2 separate regions of the Homo sapiens genome follow, and region 1 is linked to region 2. Evidence: read pairs that join two places in POLR2A ChIA-PET (ENCODE). Cell type or tissue: CD4-positive, alpha-beta T cell. All regions are shown on one strand. Each heading gives the region's core, and the rest is flanking DNA. Links, peaks and the distances in the headings are about the cores only.

What was found. Peaks named below come from ENCODE experiments on the same cell type or tissue, not always from the same donor. Only the 100,000 strongest peaks of a DNase experiment are listed, where the experiment ranks them.
Region 1: POLR2A ChIA-PET joins it to region 2 with 7 read pairs; 3 of 35 experiments call an interaction of 5 or more read pairs at or near these places.

The regions. Positions count from the first base shown.
Region 1 is chrX:124,239,764-124,245,142 of GRCh38, reverse strand. No RefSeq gene overlaps it. Among named protein-coding and RNA genes, the nearest start is that of TEX13D, 90 kb to the left of the region's middle. In CD4-positive, alpha-beta T cell, for the core only: no CTCF peak of the experiment used is centred there; a DNase peak (open chromatin) is centred at 4,952; H3K4me3 peaks cover 496 bases; H3K27ac peaks cover 216 bases.
Region 2 is chrX:124,343,278-124,348,656 of GRCh38, reverse strand. It overlaps SH2D1A (SH2 domain containing 1A), which reads right to left and starts at 2,094. Exons shown (of 4, transcript NM_002351.5): 1 at 1,878-2,094. The coding sequence starts at 2,014. In CD4-positive, alpha-beta T cell, for the core only: no CTCF peak of the experiment used is centred there; DNase peaks (open chromatin) are centred at 1,196 and 2,126; H3K4me3 peaks cover 2,386 bases; H3K27ac peaks cover 2,868 bases.

The DNA of each region.
Region 1 (5,379 bases), core at 222-5,221, 100 kb after region 2:
AAGTAATCCCAATTCATCTCAAACTTTTTTAATGACTACCATTATCTCCATATAAATAAACATAGATAAAATCAAATTGACTAAGGCCAGTTTTTAATACATGGTAAAGTGTTCAGAGAATGGAAATTATTACATTTCAAAATAAATTTAATTATGAATCATTAAAACCCACAAGAACCGTGGAAGGGAGATTACTTATAATGCAAATAAGAATTTTCATATAAACCACATATATATGACCCTATGATAAGGTAAAATCATATGGAATACAGTTTTTGGAAGCCTGCCACCACCCCCACACATACATAAGTATAAACACTGGAAGAAGGGTTGGAAAACCATCAAATACCTTTAGACAATAATATAAGTGTTATCCTTAATAACAAAAGCAAAATCTATCAACTCCCAGTGGTTAAAGAATGTTCCCTTGAAGCCAGATTGTGTTTAAATGCCGTTTAAAAGAATACATCCGACCGGGCACGGTGGCTCATGCCTGTAATCCCAGCACTTTGGAAGGCTGAGGTGGGATCACGAGGTCAGGAGTTTGAAACCAGCCTGACCAACATGGTGAGACCCCAACTCTACTAAAAATATGAAAATTAGCCAGGCGTGGTGGCACATGCCTGTAATCCCAGCTACCCAGTTGGCTAAGGCAGGAGAATCGCTTGAACTGGGGAGGCGGAGGTTGCAGTGAGCTGAGATCACGCCACTGCACTCCAGCCTGGGCGACAGAGCGAGACTCCATCTCAAATAAATAAATACATACATGCATACATACATACATACATATATACATCCTCACATTTGTAAAGGCTTTTCACTTTCCTAAGCATGCTTATGCAGCTGGTCATCTTTTCTCTCCACATCAATGTGAAATAGGCAGGGCAGGCATTATTCCTATTTTGCAAATGAGGAAACTGAGGCACAATAAGAAGGACTAACTTGGCTAAAGCTACAAACAAACTCAGGTCTTCTAATTCTCTGCCCAAGGCTTTTTTTTCCCAACTCCCAGTGATGTAGATTCCAATTCAAACGGGTTACAGGGAAGAGGAATATCACAATTTGAGAATCAAACAAGTAAACAAAACAATAACAACAAAAACACCCAAAACCATGTGAAGCCACAGAGCAAAATATATGATACCTTTTTCTCCAAGAAAGAGTCACACTTTTGTTTATCCTCATTTGCATTAACACCTTGCAACAACTTTGGTAACACTTAGAAAGCAACACCCAAATGGAGCTTCCAATGAGAAAATCACCCTACCCTACCAGAAGACAAAGACATTAGCCTTTGCTGATATGATGAACAGGCCACTGAATGCAAGCTTAGTGCCATAGAAGTCAGATCTCTACCTTGCTCCAAGAGTGAAAGCAATGAAAACTGGGATGGAGATTCTTCTATCCAAATGAGATCACCTGAAACTCAGTGCCAGGAACCAAGCAGGGAGGCTGCTGACTGAAAGGCAGACAGCAAAAAGTAACTCTGAACAGAAGTTCCATCTCCTTAAGCTGCAGACAGATTTGTTCTCCCAGCTCCTATAGTACTTTTTGTTTGTGCTACTTAATACTTAAAAAGTGGACAAACATTGTGGAATACCTTCTATATGGGCTTAGCATACAACAGAATTCAGGAGGGCACACAAGAAAAGTGGCAAGTACAGCGCCTTTCCTTAAAAGAGCTTGTCTGTCAAGTTGTAGTGAAAAGATATTTACATGCAAAAAACAATGAGCCCAGGGTACAGGGCATTAGATAATAAAAGGCTACATTATGTACTAAAAAGTAGGCAACATAAGATGTCAGAAAAAAGGCAGGGAGAAAAGGAACTCATTTAATCCTGATAATAACCCTATGAGATGAAAACTAGTGGCCTGGGGCATTGGCTCACGCCTGTAATCCCAGCACTCTGGGAGGCCAAGGCCAGGGGGAATCATTTGAGGTCAGGAGTTTGAGACCAGCCTGGCCAACATAACAAAACTCCATCCCCACAAACAATACAAAAATTAGCTGGGCATGGTGGTGCATACCTGCAGTCCCAGCTACTCAGGAGGCTGAACCACGAGAATCGCTTGAACCCAGACGGTGAAGTTTGCAGTGAGCTGAGATCATGCCACTGCACTCCAGCCTGGGCGACAGAGCAAGACTCTGTCTCAAAAAAAAAAAAACACCTAGTATTATTCCCACTTTACTGATGAGGAAACTAAAACTCAGAAAGCATATGCAACTTGCCAAGGAAACACAGGTAGTTACGTAACAGTCAGGAGTTGAACCAAGATCTGTGTGGATCCAAGAGGTCTGGAGTAAATGGAAAATGCCTCCTACAGGAACTAGGGCTGGAACCAGGCCTTAATAGATGGGAAAACCCTGAAATTTGGAGGACCCTGAAAACAGGTAGGATTTGGAAACCATCAAAAGGCATTGTGCAGAGTGACATAATGAAAGCAGTATCTTAGCACTATGTCTACAGTGATGTCTACAATATGTCTAAACTCGTTCAAGTGATATGCGGAATCAACTGAAAAGGTTTAAGGCTAGAATCAGGAAGCCAGCTAGGAAGCTGTTACAGAATGCAAGTATACAATGCTGCAAGGGCAGTCTGAACCAGTCTGGAAGAGGATATAGTACAGTGGAATAAAAACATCTCCAGAAAACAAAATGAAAACAGGGTGAGGCGACTTTTTAAATAGTCGTAAAGGAGACAGAGAAGAAAAGATTCCAAGAATTTGAGCCTGAAATATCCTGAGAATGCTAGTAGCATGTTATGAAAATAATGTCATCAGGAGAGGCAGCAGGCTGGAACACTTGGTTTGGAACAAGTTGACATCGAGGTGTGGATGAAAAAATCCAAGTAGAAATGCCAGGAAACAGTTGAAACTCAGACGAGGTCAAAGCTAGAAGCATCAGTCTCCTCACAGAAATGCTAACTGAAATCATGAATGTTGATTAGTCACTGTGGCAGACATTGTGATTTGCCCACCAAAAAGCTATTCCTCATTTCTTCCTTGCGTATAGAATCTCAATTTTCTCCTATAGCAGTCACTCCGGTTCTTAAAGGGAGACTGGGAGCTCTTCCCTCTCCAGAGACACAAATCAGAGGGATTGGTCTAAACCAATAGTTCTCAACCTTGGCTGCACAGGGGAATCAGATGGGGAGTTTTTAAAATGTGGATCCCTGGGTCCACAGTCAGAGATTCTGATTTAATTGCTCTAGGATATGCTTGGGCATGAGCTTTTTAAAAGCCCTCCAGGTGTCTCTCACGTGCAGCCAAAGCTGAGATCCCCTGATCTAAACCAATCAATCAAGGCATCTTTATTCTCTTTGCCAGTAATTGGTAATCCTAGTTAATGGGTCCTTGAAAGAAGTTGAGTGGAGGCTTCAAAAAGAGGTTTTTCAGTGGGGCGCGATGGCTCACATCTGTAATCCCAACACTTTGGGAGGCCTGAGGCAGGCGGTATTGCTTGAGCCCAGGAGTTCGAGACCAGCCTGGGCAACAGAGCAAAACCCCATCTCTACAAAAATTTTTTTTAAAAAATTAGCCGGGATGGTGGCATGCACCTGTAGTCCCAGCCACCTGGGAGGCTGAGGTGGGAGAATGACCTGAGCCTGGGAAGTCGCGGCTGCAGTGAGCCATGATCATGTCACTGCACTCCAGCCTGGACTACAGAGTGAGACCCTGTCTCAAAAAAAAAAAAATAGGTTTTTCATAAAATCAAATTCACTGCAAGTAACACCTTTTTCTTTGGTGAACATTATCATTTCTACATGTGATGCCTGCAACCACTGCAGCTTTCTTGCAATCCTGAAAGGAATTTGCTTAAGATAGCAGATGAGAAAGATGAAAAGATGGAAAACACTTGGGTTCTTAATGATGTCCTTAAGCTACTGAATTGACAAACTCTGGAACCTCTGTGGCTTTACATTTCTTGTTATCAGAAATATTTATCCTCATTGCTTAAATCATTTTGAATTTTCTGTTATTTCTAGATGAAAGCAACCCAACTGGAAATATATAGATGCCCCTACCATGGAGTTCCATAAAACATGTCCTATATATTTCATACTAAATATTACACTATACTATTTTCATTGATTTTCTGTCTCCTTCCCCAGTTTTTGAGCTCCCAGAAGGCAAGGATTGTGTCTAATACGTTTATCTATCCCCAGAGCACAATACAGGTCTCCAAACATAAATATTTAAATACTTTTTAAATGTTTAATGGATGGATTGACGAAAGAGTATATAAAGATAAAGAGGAGAGTGTCCATGAGAATGTCTTTAGGAGAATCCAGTTATAACAAAGAAGAAAAAAGAAGAGCCAGGAAATAAAGCAGAGATGTGGTCAAAAGAATAGAAGGAAAACTAGTATAAGGCTGGACCACTGAAGCCAAAATATTAAAAAAATATAAAAAGTTAGGGTAGTCAGTGTCAGTGGGGATGAGAAAAACATGGGAGTGAAGAAAATGCTATTGAGATTTGGTAAGAAAGAGATGCCTGGAAACCTCTGGTATGTATTTTCCCAAGCAGATCCAAAACCACATGAGGAATTATTTCTCAGTCTAAGTTACTCATACTCTGCAATAGAATCTTCAGCATAATCAAGCACTTAAGCTGAAATTACTGTTCTTATCCAAGGCAGTATTTAATGGGATCTCAATAACCCCTATCTAGTCTTCAGTTTTATTTCTGGTGATGTAGTCAGTTCTGAGGACCCCAGACCTAGCAGAAACTATATCAAAGTCAAGAGTTATTATTGTCATATCATGAAATACAGTTAAATATCCTTAGAGAAAGAAAGAAGGGATCACATATTCTCTGCAGGAAAGCCGAAAACTTCGGGTGTCCATTTCTCCAAACACAGCAGAGCACCTGTCATAAATACATTAGGTGGCATAAAAAGATCGCCTGCTTTCAGCCTTACTTTCTTGCTCACCAGTCAACGGGGGGTTTCCCAGGTTGGTAACACTGTCATTTAAGACATTCTGGAGCCCAGGTTTCCATTTGAAATGAAAGTGATAGGTTATCTCTACTTTCGATTAAACAGGTAACTTTAACCCACTGCCACGGAATTCTTCTGCATGACTTTGGTCTTTTTGAGAAGGGTATGTTTCTGAGAAGAAGCTTTGGGGAAAATCCCCTTCTTCAGTGCACAAGCCCTTGCTCCTTCTCCCTTCAGGAGCTTCTGCCACTGCCCCACCAGTAGAGAACATTAGATCTTGTCGGTAGTGTAGAAGCCAACTCCAGCCTCTAAAGAGGTATCTGAGAAATGTCAGGAACTCCCCAAATCTGATCAGGTTTGACACTAGCATAACCCTAGTAGAGTATGATTGTATTAGCATGTTTAATACCATAGTCCAGTATTTCCCATTGCTCCCTGTG
Region 2 (5,379 bases), core at 185-5,184:
TTGAAGAAAAATAAAGAGATGGAGTGAGTGTATCAGGGACAGGGAGAGGGCACTTGTTCTAGATAGGTGGTCAAGCAAGTCCTCTCTGAGGGAGGAGACAGTTGAACAAACATGTGAACTGAAGGTATTTTGGGCAGAAGGAACAATAAGCGCAGAAATCCTAAGTGGGGGCATTTTTGAGGAGCTTGAGAAACGGCCAGGAGCCCCGTGAGGCTGAAGCCTTAGGTATATCTTGCCTCTCACTATACCCTGTTGTCCCTCCCCTGCCCAGACTTGTTTTGTACATTCTTTTTCACCTTTGGGTTAAGGAGCATGTTATCTCCTTTGTCAGCTTCCCTAAAGCAGCGCCTTTCACCCACCCACTCACTCCACCTTCTTTCAATGAGAAAAGAGCCTAAGAATCCTAGCTGGTTTTCATTGCCCTTCCCTAGGTTCCACACGGGAACAATAATTATATAAGCAAAACATAAAGATTCAAGCCCAAGACATTCAATAGCTTCCACGTATTTCCCTTGAAGCCTTTGTGAAAAATGTATTTAGCATGACCTGAGAGCTGCCACAAACAAGGCTTGACCGTTTTTAAAAAACAATATACAGTGAAAAATCTTCTAGCACCAGCATCAGGATAATCTTTCTTCACTGACCCATAAGGTATTTCAAACTCTTGTGGGGTATTATCAGATGCTGAACTTACTACCAAGCATTTAACCTCATTTGGTTTCTGTCTAGAACCTACAATGCAGGGCTGCTGTTTTCATGGATTTTTTTTTTTATCCTGCTGACAATAATGCCTGAGCTAGGTCCTTCCTTAGAAATGCCCCCATGATTCCTAAAAGAAATCAACTGAAAAGAGAAGATAAAATAATAATATATCTTTGGTATAATAATAATACCAATAGCTTACATTTATTGAACATTTACTAGGTGTCAGGCCCCAGTGCTAATTTTTTTACTGCATTATGGCACTTAATCTTACAATCCTATGAGGTAGGCAGTAATATGATACCTATTCAATGGATAAGAAAACTGGGGAACTGAGAGGTTAATTTGCCCAAGTCACAAACCTAACATCTGACGAGCACAGGACAAAGTCTCAGATCTGCCTGACTCCGGAGCCCTGGAGCAAAGACGCAGATGAATTTGATTCAAAATGAAGCCTTAGAATGAGACATGCCTAGGCAAATGGCAAAGCTGAATCATAACAAGGGTGTTTTCCCTCCATTCCCTTTAAGACTATTGTGAGTCCTAACGTTTATCAAGAAGGGTCCTATTTCTGAAATCCCCTGCCCCTCCCCACCCCCCACTACTTTTCTAAAGGATGCTACATCAGCAGATCCAGAGAGGTGATTTTACTGACACACATCCCCCTCCTCTCTCAGCATCTCGACCTAACTGGCATTGCATTCTTAAAGTAATTGACTCTGTTTCTTAATGTGCCTCCTCTCTCTGAATGTCATGCTCTTCCTTTGGGATGACACTTCAAAAGTCGTTTAAAGAGAGCTAGAGTAAGGCTCGCAGGGCGCCACCCGATAGGGGTCAAAATGGAAGTGGGGAGCCTGGGTCTTTCCCGGAGCGAAGGTAAACTGTGGACCACATTTCACCACCCGAAATGGCATTCTCTGCAGCTGCCCCAAAAGGCTCTGGTGAGGGCCTTCTGGAGAGCAGGAGGCCCAGGGAATGAAATCCCCAGCGAGGGATTGAGGCGAAAGTGTGTTCCACCACGGCCCTGGGCTGGACTTGAGGGTGGGCCACGGAGGAGGCGTCGGCGAGCTGCTAACGCCGGCGCCCCTGCCTGCCTCGGCCTCCACCCTGGCCCCAGCTGCTGTTGCCCACCGCCCACACCCTCAGCAGGCCCATGTCCACCGTATCATACTCACAGCACACATAGGCAGTACACGCCTGGCACGCTCTCGCTGTCCCTCAGCAAATAGCTGCCATCCAGCCCAGTGGCAAGCAGGAGCTTCTCGCCGGTTTCCCTGCTGATTTTGCCATGATACACAGCCACTGCGTCCATGGCCTGGTGGACTCTTGGGCAGGCCGAGGAGGAGAACTGTGCAAGGGAGATGCCGCTGCTACTGCAGCCAGGCACAAGTCAACCACCTGACTCCCAGTTCAGCCAGATGTGCAAAAAAGAGAGAAGCACCCCAACAACAGGATGTTGTCTACTTGCCTTAAACCTCCTTCTCACACTTCAGTTAAAACGAGCTCAGCAATTTAGTAGCTTGGTTCGATCGAGCTTGCCAAGGGCTTCCATCTTCTGCCCCCCAACACAGGGTTCATACAGAGAGGGGAGGAACATTGGAAGAAGGATTTTGCAAGATTGGGGCTGTACTGCCAACACACACCCTTGCACTCAGACGGGGATGCTTAGTAATGCTTCTGTTCTTGCGGTTTACTCAGAGGCCACCAGGAATAACTTAGCTCAACTAGCCCATAAGGAGTTGATGATAGAGGCAAGTTGTACATGTCTCTGTTGGTATGTGGACCCACTACGTAGGGCAAAAACACACTGACAAAATGAAAGGACCAAGAGCTCTGAGAACAAAACACTGATAGTTTTATCAGTACTGTCAGTATGCAATCATTACTGAACATGGCCATGAAGACTCCTACAGAATCAGACATAGTAGATGAACAGTGAACTCTGGGCAAGTTCTTCTTCTCCCTCTTCCTTCTACCTCACGCAGTCATCTTGAGAAGTCTTGATCCTGAGCAAATATTGATTTCTTTCCTAACACCTTGTCCAAGGTCCCAAAGTGCTAGTTGAGATACAAAAGTCACAATGTACATCCAAAGATGTTCCAGATGTATCTATTTGATGGGCTTTAGATGAGACTGTGAATCATTTAACTGGTGCTTTGCCTTTATGTGGATTTGTATGTGCCCTTTGGTGTACAGGGCCCACCTTTCAGCATTTTGTCCATAAAATCTGTTTTGAATCATTTGCAAGTTGTTGATAATTTTGTTGTAACTTTTATTCTCTGTTGTTTCTAGAAAATGTTATTTCTTCGATTGAGGCTAAACTGTCTTTAATATTTTAAAACCTTTCAACCTTCATTTTCTTCTCTGAAATAAAACATTGCTTCTATTTCAAAATGTGCTAGGTAATATTTCCGCAAAGCTTCCTGCATTTTCACTAGAGTAAGACTTTATTTATTGCTGAAGCTGAATGGTCTTGTACATGTACCTTTAGATTATGTAAAGTACTTTTAAAATTTGAATTTAAATAACTGAAGCTATGTCGTCTATTATATGCTTTCTGCAACTTCAGTGTGTAGTTCTTTGAGAATATGGCAAGGCTGGGAACTCAATAGCGAGAACGACACTTAATTCCTCACATGTCTTACCAATGGATTGGATGTACAGAGCTGACTTGCACCAAAGGCAGATATTTGCTCTTCATCTACTAGGATTAAGAACAATCCTCTAAGATTTCAGTGGTAGCTGGTAGCAACTTTTCTTCTTGATTGAAGAGTGTCCAGCCTTAGTATGCAAAGTATAAACATAAGTCTCCTACTAGTCATTTTCAGCATTAAGAATTTTTTTTTAAAGCATTCAAGGTGACATTTGGGGATGGCTCTGGGGAATGGGACCAATATTATTTTATCATCTTCCTTCCTCACATGTTTTTGACCAACTCCACCTCTTACCCCTTTTCATGCTTTGGATCAAGGAAGAAATTAATCTGATATATGAATGCATACTCCAACATTAAGGATTTGAAAGGTTGTCCACCTTGGGCTCTCCATATATTGAGCAGGCAAATGGTTAGCCCAGAGGAATTAATCAAAATGGTGGAATTTCAAATAGAAAGGAGACAGGGAAAGGGATCCCTTTATATCAGTCCATATGAGCAACAGCTGACCTGTGAGGTGAACTGTGAGAACATTCAGTGTCACATAAGTGAAAACAAAACCTAACCTTTTTTTGTCTCTTAACAACTCTGAACAAATCATCCATAAACTTAGGAACAGAGCAACCTGGATCTGACAGCACAAGCGTACCATGCACTCTTTTTTTCTTTCTCTGTTTTGTTCCATGTTGCTAAAATAGCACACCTGTCAAAGCAGCCAGGTATGACGGGGTTCAGCACAACTAAAATTGCACTAAAAAACAGATAAATTATAAGGTAATAGTACAACTTTCACATCCAGTACCTCATTGTCATCTTACAAGCAAGCTGACAGCTGAGCCAGCCGAGCCAGCCCACTAGTGCAGTGTTGATGAAAAATACTGACATCTTCACTCTAATCCTACACCAGTACTAAACCTGACTTTAGCAAATTCAAAACTTCACACTGAGCTTGAAGCGTAGAGAAAAGAGGAATTGAAATGACTCTCTTCCTTCTCTCCCCATACACACGAGAGGAAATGGGAGAAAATGAAAGAGGAGAGCAATGGAGATAGTAGAGGCACCAACAGAGAAAGAGTTAGGAAGAATGGACCCCAAGTACAAGTATAAACCACTTAGGAGCAGAATTATTTAATTAATGGTTTATCGTCTGTGTCCCCCACTAGAATGTAAGGTCCATGATGGAGGGATTTTGTGTACTTTGCTCACCACTGTATCCTGTGTCTGGCAAGTAGTAGGTGCTATATATATTTGTTGTGTGAATGAATGAATGAATGAACTTAATGCTCTCAATAAAAGAAAAAATACTGAAATTCTCTTTTACACTCACGCACACACACACACACACACACACAATATTGGTTCTACATGCCTATGGTCGTCTTTGAAATGACAAGATGAATTGGAAGGAGCAGTAGTCCAGTAAGTAGGAGAGTTGAAATATATGCCATGTTTTGCCACTAAATCACTTCTCTCTGAGTCTCATTTTCTCCATCTGTCAAATGGAATTGAACCAGATGACCCCTAAGGTCACGTCTAGGTTTAACATTCTATTCTCTAAACAAAAGCCAAATGTGTTTTAGAGAGAAACAGAGGGGAAATGAATTGAACTTATTTGTGCACAAGAACAAAGACCTGTTTCCTCAATCTCCCTCAATAAAGGAAATATTTTCATTCTTGACATTTTACAATAACTTAAGGGGGAAAATCATAGAATGGAGGAAGAGAGCTTCACAGTTACAACCTTTTAGAATATAGATGCCATTTAAATCAGATTATAAAAGCATTGAAATTTTAGAAAAACTGCCAGCCAAGGTTGAAAGTATCTTCTTAACCAAACTTGTCAACTCCTGAGGTCTCTGAGAGGTGACAGAATTTTGCATGTGGAAGCCCTGTCTGAGGTGCTAATTGTCTTCATTTCAAATGCCCTAGGCTATTCTCAAACCCAGGTAGATTAAAAGAATGATGCCAAGGGTGGTCAGTTTTATAGAGTGGCTCTGACATTTCAAAATCTTTTTCTCTGACCT